Regions from separate parts of the Mus musculus genome. Here region 2 is linked to region 1. A link is a loop called in an ENCODE intact Hi-C map of the cell type or tissue named here. Cell type or tissue: gastrocnemius. All regions are shown on one strand. Region 1 overlaps Xylt1 (xylosyltransferase 1). Region 2 holds the start of Rps15a (ribosomal protein S15A).

Evidence for each region. Peaks named below come from ENCODE experiments on the same cell type or tissue, not always from the same donor. Only the 100,000 strongest peaks of a DNase experiment are listed, where the experiment ranks them.
Region 2: a loop joins it to region 1, with 3 times the contacts of the local background. A loop is called at or near these places in 3 of 42 quality-filtered maps.

The regions. Positions count from the first base shown.
Region 1 is chr7:117,398,889-117,403,888 of GRCm38, reverse strand. All of the region lies in intron 1 of Xylt1 (xylosyltransferase 1), which reads right to left. Among named protein-coding and RNA genes, the nearest start is that of Xylt1, 20 kb to the right of the region's middle. In gastrocnemius, no CTCF peak of the experiment used is centred here; DNase peaks (open chromatin) are centred at 1,842, 2,063 and 2,391; H3K27ac peaks cover 921 bases.
Region 2 is chr7:118,113,766-118,118,765 of GRCm38, reverse strand. It overlaps Rps15a (ribosomal protein S15A), which reads left to right and starts at 2,619. Exons shown (of 5, transcript NM_170669.2): 1 at 2,619-2,630; 2 at 3,520-3,657; 3 at 3,902-3,981. The coding sequence starts at 3,525. In gastrocnemius, no CTCF peak of the experiment used is centred here; DNase peaks (open chromatin) are centred at 1,987 and 2,554; H3K4me3 peaks cover 3,174 bases; H3K27ac peaks cover 2,445 bases.

The DNA.
Region 1 (5,000 bases):
TGTCAGCATGTCCTGACTCCCTATGGGCATCATCTGCTGCAACAGTATCCTCTCAGGGCCTTTCTCTGTTTTCCTGGAGCACATACTACCTTCTAAAACCCTCACTCACATCAGGACATTCAATAAAGTTTTATTGAAACACAGCTATGCACAATGAGTCATGCACCACTAAGCCTACACACTGTAAAGGTGCAGTTGAGGGGTTGCTTTGGAGATCTTCTGGCTTGCTGAGCTGGAAACAATGTCTCTGTCCCTTCCCCCAACAGAGTGTCTACCTGCCCTACTGTAGAGCTTTTGTGGATCCAGTAAAATGTTTCTTGTCTATGATTTGTTCTCTCCCATCTACAAGGAAGAGACCTCTGGTTCACCAAAAGATTTCATACTGAGGCCAACAAGAGGGCTCAGTGGGTAAAGGTACTTGTTACTAAGAGAAATAACCCTAGTTCAGTCCCCAGGGCCTACATGATGGAAGGTGAAAACTGACTCCCAAAGTTGTCCTCTGACCTCCACACATGGGCTGTAAAATGCTTATACAAATGTGTGTCTACTTGCAAAGATATATATATATATATATATATATATATATATATATATATATATATATATATATATATTCATACTCCTCTTTGAGCAATGCCCCATAGGCACTATGTACTTGATAATCATTTTTTGAATAGAAGAATGAATGGCAATTGCCCAATGGGAGATGCAGCATTATCGACACCTCATTTGGCAGTAGGGCCACAAGGTCCCAATAATTCCAGCAGCATTAAGTACCGTTGTATGGAAAGACCCAGGTCTTTCTGTTACAGGGAGTGATTCTGTGTTTAGACAAGCAACTATGGCACCTCTGCTGTGTCTTGCCTACTCAGCCCATCTTCTTCATGGAGCTGTGACAAGAACTTCATGAGATACTGACACCAGCAGTATTCTAGATAAGAAAATATGTCTATGTTTGTACTTGGAAAAAAACATCACAGTTTGAGTCTACAACATCCGCATTGCCTGACTCACATTTTGACACTTGGTCCTCTACTGGTGCCACTATTTTGGATTATAAAGCCTTCAAGAGGTAGAGCCAACTGGAGGAAGTAGGTTCCTGGGCAGGCTCTGGGCATGGATACAGGCATATTATCCCTGGCTACTTCCTACCATTACCCCCAACCCCTGCATACTTGTCCTCCATGATGGGAACAGCCTTCATCACATGCTCCTGCCTCTCTGATCTGACCCACCCGCTGTAACTGACAGAGCCCTCTGGAACCAAGATACAAAATGAATCTCTCCTCCTTAGTTTGCTTGTCAGGGAGAGTCACAGGGACACAAAGGTGATTAAACAATAGCCACCTAGTTAAGCTTCATAACAATTTTTCCAAAGATGGGCCACTGAGATCCCATTACCCATGCTGAGCTCTGAGGCGGGAAGGGGGGCAGCGGCAAGAGATTGATCCAACCCACACAAGCACAAGGGGCTGGGCGTTGTACCATGGGTTCGACTGTGGCTCTTGATTCCTACGGAGCAGCAAGTATTGCCTGCTCAGACACAAAGGAGGCATAGGAAGCCCAGACGGACACATTCAGCAACCACAGTGAATCAGAAGGTCAGACCTGCTTCCAGAAACACCCACAACCCCTCCAGCTTCTACCACTGCTCAGGCAGAGAAACAGAAGGCCCAGAAGTCTCTTCAAGTCTCTCCTCTAAAGACTCAGGGTCCCTCAAAACTACACTATCTGAGACCCAAGATGGAGACTCACCAACCCTCTGTGGCAACAGCCCAACCCAGTCAGAGCCCAGCTGCCCACACTGTTCCCAGAGCTAAGTCACCCACACAGTTGTCAAGCTCAGGGGCCACAGCCTGGTTCCCCAGACCAGACATGAGAAGATTCCATATCCCTGGGCTGGAGAAGGCAGCCTCGTTCCTACCAACTCCTGTCTCCTTCCCCAGAGAATATGCAGATAGGACTCTCCAAAAATGCTTTTCACAACTCAGTTAGCAGGATCAATTAATTATTCACGGCCCTGCTTCTCTGCAAACTCATAGACTGTCACTGTCAGCAAGAGGGTTTCTGGACTCTGCCCAACAGCCCTGTTCAATCTGCCAGGAGGCCTAGTGTGGGTTCTGCCTTCTTTACAACTTCTGAAGCCCACCTCCCCCTGCCCAGCTCAACACAGGGTTCAGGGACAACTAAGAAGTCCTCAGGGAAGATGTCCTAGGCGTGGTCTGTCCTAGCCCGCTTGACTCACTCAGTTCTGGGGCAGAGTGTCTAACTCCATGAAACCCAAATGAGAAATAAGGCTCAGAACTCCCACCCTTATGCCAGGCTGGGGTTGGGTCCCTCAGTACAGAACCACACGGGCCATGAAAACACCAAGTTCAACAGAAGAGGTGGGTGTCGGGAGGGCTGCCCAGACTCACTGTCCGTCTGCTGAATTCGAAGTCGTTGATGCTTGAGACTTGGCAAAGACCATCAGTTTTTTTCTGTGGGAGAATGCAAGGCTGTCTTCAGAAACATTTCCTCATCCCAGGGAGAAAAAGGCTAGTCCTCAACCCTTGGAAAATAGGGACAGACTCTGACGTGAGACCGTTTGAAAGCACTTGGTGCCAGGGGCTGAGACAACGAATTAACATGACAGGTTTAAAACTTCTCAGCACAGTGCACAGCCTTGCAGAGACACTGAGGCCTCTCTCCTGAAGCCAGAGGCCCCGTCCCCAGTAAGATGAAACTTTGATTTAATACAGTTCTGGAGCAAAAGAAATGCCTGCCTCTCATAAAACTTATTCTAGAACTTAAAAAATCTATTCCCTAAATATGTTCTCCCCTCCCCACCCCCTTATCCCTGGACCATCACTACCTATAATAATAAGCACTTTATAATATGTGACACATGTCTGGGCACGTTGCTCAATAAAATACAACGTCCACTCACTCTGTCTCTCCACAGAACCCCCTGCAGTAGATAGGTCTCATGCACCCAGTTTCCGGATGAAGCAGCTGAGGTCCCGTGCATAACGTCTCTACAGTCACACAGGTGATAAGTGGCAGACCCAGGACTTGAACTTAGGCAGCCCAATTTCAAAGACCTTGTGTTTACCACTACCCACTCCATTGCACTGTGTGCTCCAACTGAGATGAACAGAGACATTGTGGCATGGTATAAAAATTACACGCATGCTTTTTTTTCACTACACACACACACACACACACACACACACACACAGAAGTTCTTCTGAACTCAGGCACAATTCGTCCTCCCCAGACTGAGTCCAGGCCTCTCTGACTTTCCATCCCACCACACAGGCTACTGGCATGCCCAGTGAAGTGTGGGTCTCAGATGGGGTGACAACTCTGACTACAGCCTCAGCCCCTCCCTTGTCCAGTTTTCAGAAACCCAGGGATTATTCTTTGATGGTGGAGACTAAGAAAACAATCTGCTGAGGAGGCTTATGCAGGTTAGATGCTCCATCACAGCCCGAAGGGCACAGGGAAGAATTCAGTCTCCGGGTTCCCTTATATCCAGCCAGTCCCAAAGCCCACGGAGAGAAGCCAGGATCCGTGATGAGCGTGTGAAGAACATGGGTCCCTGAACAGGCTGAGGGGTGATGCAGACCCTTTGCTAACCAGCTGTGTGACTCTGCTGGATTAGTTCCCCTCTCTGTGCATCACTTTCTGCATCTACACACTCACTGTACAACAGCTGTGACAAGACTCACATGACAGGATGTCAGACCATTAACATGGCTTGAGGCCAGCTTAACACTATCATCTCATCTTTCTCTCTCCCTGCATAGTTCTATCCATCTGTCTGTCTATGAAACATCTCATGTAGCCCAGGCGGGCCTCAAACTCACAATGTAGCCAAGAATGAGTTTGACCTTTTCATCCTCCTGCCGCCAGTCCAGATACTAGGATTCCAAGCATGTGCTGCCATGCCAGTGTATGCCTTTCCCAGAGCTCCATTCATGCTAGGCAAGCACTCTACCAACTGAGTCATATACATAGCTCATCGTTATCAGTATCACCTCCCAGCATCAATATCAATGTTCTACACACCAGGTTCTAAGAACTGGGTCTCAAAATGCAATCAGAATATTTAAGAAGCTGATAGGAGACCATGTAGCATGAGTTGACTCTAAAGGATATAAAGGATGTTGGATCTTAGACACACACACACACACACACACACTTTTGATGGCATTGGGGAGGGAACCCAAAGCATTACACATGCTGGGCAAGTAAGTGTTCCACCATGAAGCTACACCATGAGCCCCTAAAAGCAGGGCTGAATAGGTCTTGCCTCATTAAATCTTTGAAGGAAATAAAAGCATTTTTCTGAGCACTACATGTTACTATCGCAGCACTGGGATGCATTGATGGTGTTAAGAGGTCCAAGGCCAACTGTGATGGTCACAGGAACCTAATAAAAGGCTGGGGTCTCTGAGTTTATGCCCAGACAGATGGAGACCTGGAAAGGGAGTCCTTTTTCATACAAAGACCTTGGATCAACCACAACACATGGTGACATGAACCCTAGGAACACTCTCTGTTGGGTACAGGAAGACAGACATATGTGAAGAGGGCATAGCAAATCATGAGGGTCAAGACTGTTCAGAGCCCGAGAAACCAAGAGATCATCCATCTATTACAGGAACAAACAGGCAGCAACCAAACCCAGAGAAGCAGAACAAGGTTTAGCTCCAGAGATCCTGGCCTCTGTATATCCAGTTCACTTTGCCCTGCTCCATCATGGGAAGACAGGATATTGGCATAGCAAGCTCCCACTCATGCAAAAGTCAAACCCAAGATGATGGTACCAGGCTGGGGTGCGTAGAACACCACTATCAAATCTAAATACCCAGAAGAGTTAGGTCTGGTGGCACAGCTTACCATCCTAGCTACTCAGGAGCCTGTCAAGCTGGGATGTGAGCTGCTCCCATTGCCACCGCACGTCATCTGAAAGGAAGGTATACGAGATTTCTTCTTTGATATAGGAGTGATGT
Region 2 (5,000 bases), 710 kb before region 1:
CTCAAAAGATCGTGTACTTAAGCTCCCAAAGCAGGTGGTTGATAATCATCAGTAGTTGATAATCATTTGTCTGCCTTTTAAAATTTGGGTGTCATAACTTGCGGTCTCATTGGGAACAGGCTCCATCCACCCTTAAGCATACTTCCCTTTCTGCAAGTTCAAGTAAAGTCACAAATCCTATGGCTTTGAAATTGCTGACTTGTAATCTCTTGCGGCCAGCCCTGACTTCATGGGAAGACTTCAAAAGTTTAAAATCACAAAAGAAAACTCTGTTCTCTCATTGTGGTAATTGCTCAGGTCAGCTGTGTCTGAGTGCCCTCCTGAGGTTCTCTCACATTCAGGCTCACATGGAGACAGACATTAGGATCTGTGCCCTGTAGGTCTGGGCCTTTGGTACTTCTAGACAGGCTCACAGAAAGCCTGGGTAGGCCTTGGACTCCTGGCCCTTCTGCCTTCACCTCAAACAGTCATGTGTCACTTCACCCAACCTAGTTTTTAAGTGTCTGTAAGGTGTAGTTAAATGCCAGCAGCTCATCTTTGATTAGTTCTAATTTGCCTCTAACAAATCACAAACGTGAGTCAGTTTTTACTGGGTTCTTTTTTTTCCACTTCCCTCCAGCCCAGCCACCCCAAATTTCCCAATTTCTATACAAGTGCACACACATACACACACCCCCTCTAGGAGCTCATCAGCCTGGGGCCATCTAGATTCTGTGGCACACCAAGGTCACAACACTGGGATCAGCTAGCCAAATCCCCACAGAACTAACTAGGATCTCAGATTCATTAACTACCACCCCTCCCCACTGCTGCTTTGATCTGAATTCCTGAAGTCATTCCTATTGGGTCCATGTTAAGGAAATTGGGAGACTGGATGTGAGTTTGAGGTCAGTCTGAAATAGACCTGTGCTCAAAATCCTTATAAACCTTGGGAAAGCCTGTGGTCCTTTTGTGGGGTGAATTATGACTGGGAATGAAGACTTCCCCTGTTGTGAGAGAAGATGAAGGGGACTCTGGCGGCCAGAGCATGACAAAGATGGTTCTGGCGGGCCTTTTTCTTCTCCCTTCCTCTTTTCTAAAAACTATTAGGTTACATTCCTAAAGCTCTCTTATTTGGTCACTTATTTGCTCACTTCCTTCTGAGGCTGACTACCAAGGTCCAGCTTTCAAAGGATGGAGGTCCAGCAACCAAAAGTCCCCTTGCAGCTACCCTAATTAACGTGTCTAACCAGAGTTAGACACTTCATCCTAACAAGAGGTTTTTTCCCCCTTTACCCTCATAAACTGTCGTTTGCTCAAGGGCCACACCTGTCTCCTCTCTATGCAGAGGCAGTTCTTTGTTCCCAGGACTTACATCCTTTCCCTCCCTCTCCCTTGTTCCCCTCTCCCTCACCTTCTATCTCCTGTCTTTGTCTCTCATTCCCTGTCCTTTGTTCCTCTGGGGGAAATAAATCTTGTGCCAAACACTGCTGAGCACTGCCACATTTGTGTGGTCTCTCAAAAGCTCCTCTGAGTGGTTCTATCATCCCTGTTTTAGAGATGGAGAAACTGATTTGTCCATTCAGTTTTTTCTTCAACTATATGTCGAGGACCTACTATGTGGCAGATGCTTCTCCAGACTTAGTGTGAACAGCAATGAACGAAGCTTCCCGAACCTCTGTAGGCTTGAAGCTTAATGGTCCAGGCTAGGAGTCAACAGATTCACTTGAGGTGTAACCCCAGTTACAGAAGTGAGGCAGACAGATCACAGGGCTGCATAATAGGAGGAGGAGGAGGAGGAGGAGGAGGAGGAGGAGGAGGAGGAGGAGGAGGAGGAGGAGGAGTGTAACCCCAGTTACAAAAGTGAAGCAGACAGATCACAGGGCTGCATAATAAGAGGAGGAGGAGGAAGAAAAGTGGACCTTAAGCCGGGCATGGTGGCACACGCCTTGAATCCCAGCACTCAGGAGGCAGAGGCAAGCGGATTTTTGAGTTCGAGGCCAGCCTGGTCTACAGTGAGTTCCAGGACAGCCAGGGCTATACAGAGAAACCCTGTCTCGAAAAACAAAAAAACAAACAAAAAAAAAAAAAAAAAAAAAAAAGAGAGAGAGAGCGAGAGAAGCGGACCATGGCAGTAATCCCTGTTACTAGTCAAGATTTTCATGACTCCGGGGACAGCATTGGGCCACTACTGGTCTCCAAAAGCCAAATTCAAGCCAAACCAACCAAAACAATAATAACAAAAGCCAAGTGCTGTGATGTTTAATCTCAGCACTGGGAGGCAGAGGCAGGTGGAGGCTAGAAGTCAGCTTGGTCTTCATAGTTCCAGCCCAGCCGAAGCTACCTAGTGAGTTTCATTGTGGCAAACAAAACTAAACGCAAGAACCCGCAGTGGCGTTAATGCCAAAACCCTAGAGGCTGAGGCAGGACTGCCGCGAGTTTCAGAGCGACTAGCAGCCCACCATTTCTAGTTTCATCTGCCCCTCCCAGAGGAGGCCCCGCCCTCGCATTGGTTGTCCTATAAGAAATCACAGGGTTTTGGGTTTTTTTTTTTTAAGTGTGTGACCATGAAGTCTCGCGATAGCGCTTCCGCTTCCCATAATTCCGTGCGTTTGCCCGGCCCACTCTCTTTCTGCCATCTTCCCTCGCCGGTGAGTGAGTGTTTGTGAAACTCCGTGTTCATCCGTGTGGTATCTGTGCCATCCCTTTACCCCGTGTTCGCTTTCGGAGTCCCGTGGGCCTATAGATCCCTGCAGGGGCCGTAGTCTCCGTCTGCCGGGGTCGGGGGCTATGGGTAGCCCTTTGCGGGAGCCGGCCCACTGCAACAGGCCGGGCTCGGCTCGGGCCGGCGGGGACGGTGGCCCGCGTGGGCCCTGCAGCCTCCGGTGTCTGCGGGAGCTCTGGAGTCCCGAGTGTCCCACGCGGCCGTGGCCAGGGTTGGCGCGGGGAGTTAGGCTCAGCCACTCACTGCCGAGTTAGGGAACCACGTCGTGGTTTACTCTTGGCGCGTAAAATACGCCTTGGCAGCGTCCTGAGGAGCCGTGGAGGTAGCCTATGGGTTGTGGCCGTTCAGTAGGCTGGCTGGGCTCCCTGTCACGTACTGCCTCTTCTCCCGAAAGGGGGTGTGTGTGTGTGTCTGTGTGTTAAATGGTTACCTGTAAATGAGTTAAGTCGCGTTAACCTCTTGACACACTGCTGGCTTTGAAAATCTTGGCAGACGGTGCCAGAACTTTTTCCTAATGACAGTTCCCGCACCCCCACTTTCAGTTTGGCTAGCTGGTCGGTCCCACCATTTCGAAGGCTATCTTCTGTGTGGTGAGGCTCGGCTTGTGTCATTCTCTCCCCAGCTATTTTGTGTGGTGGGTGGTATGAATAGGAGTGTCTTGGAGGGCTAGACTCTGAAGAACAGTGCTGAACAGTCGGGAAATTGTAGTGAATTTTTCCTGGTTCTTGGGAATGTTGCTTAGACCTAGGAAAAGCTAATGGGGGTAGGACAGCATGATTGGGTGTTGATGCAAACCCCGGCTTTTCTTTCCACAGCCACCATGGTGCGAATGAATGTTCTGGCGGATGCTCTCAAGAGCATCAACAACGCTGAGAAGAGAGGCAAACGCCAGGTCCTCATCAGGCCATGTTCTAAAGTCATCGTTCGGTTCTTAACCGTGATGATGAAGCACGGTGAGTATTGGTGTCTTGGGTTTTTGACAGTGCTGGATCTGGGAGGGAAAGACAGTAACCGTTCAAGAAAAGAATGGGTGTGTTGATGCTAACTCCCAAAAATTTTTATGTGATACGGAGCTTTCAGAATTCTGATGCAGAGACTCAGATGAGAGAAAAATCTAATAGGCAAAAAGTTAGTGTTGGCGTAAAGGTTTAGGTCTCAAATTGATGTCTGGTTTGACGCTGGTCACTTGTTTTATAGGATACATTGGTGAATTTGAGATCATTGATGATCACAGAGCTGGGAAGATTGTTGTGAACCTCACAGGAAGGTTGAACAAGGTAAGACATCTTGCTTCTCAAATTGCAGCTGTCTGCCACTTCACAGTGTTGTCATTCTTGCTCTACTTCCCTGATTTAAGGAATTGGCTAAGGCTATGCTTCTGTTTTAGTACCCACATTTCACTTGGTGTCTTTGGTTACTTGTTCAAATTATTGGTTAGTTTTGTGTGGGATAGAGCTAAACTCTGGTAACGCTGGAGTGGGAAACTGCTGATTTCAGTAGCTTAAACTATGGCTCAGTGTATGAATAACTCAGTCTTGTACTGGTGGTGTGTGTGGCCTGTTTATTTTCAAGATGGAAGTCTCAACACATAGAGAGGTTGATCTATACTCTGTCAAACTGCTGTATTAAAGTTACACGATGCACTTGTCCAGTGGTGTGCTGGCTTTTAATAAAATTGTTAATCTTGAGTAAGTGGCTAAGAGTTCATGGTCTGTTGGTGTAGGTTGTAGCTGTCTGAGTTCTAGGCTGCTCGTCAGTTTTAATTGTCATCAGCATAGCCAAATAGACTTTCTGACTCCATGGTTTAATAGCAGTTTGGGGCATTGTCAATAAGCTAGTGATAGTGCGGAAGAGCCTTCTGATCTGTAAGGAGTTTGAGGCCCTCTAGTCCTACTTGTGTGACCCTTTCAGAGAGGGGTCGTGGGCTAAGGCCATCAGAATCAGATACTTCCGTTACAGCAAAAGTACAGTTATGAAGTAGCAGTGAAGTAATTTTATTGTTGGGGCTACTACCAATTTTGTTAAAGGATTGCAGCATTAGGAAGTGTGAAAACTGCTCTAGTCATGTGGTGAACAGTTAAGTTGGTGAGGTCATTGCTGTTCTGACAATTTTTTCAAAAAGTTGTTCGCAATATCCAGAACTTGTTAAAATTTAAGTAACACCTACTGATTTAGAAGTTGGTACCAGAGACTGGGATATTACTGTGATTGGCCTGAACATGGTTTTGTTTGGAAAAAGGATTGTGGGACTTTGGATTTGGAAAGCAGTGAAATGCTGTAAGTGGGGCCTAATGAG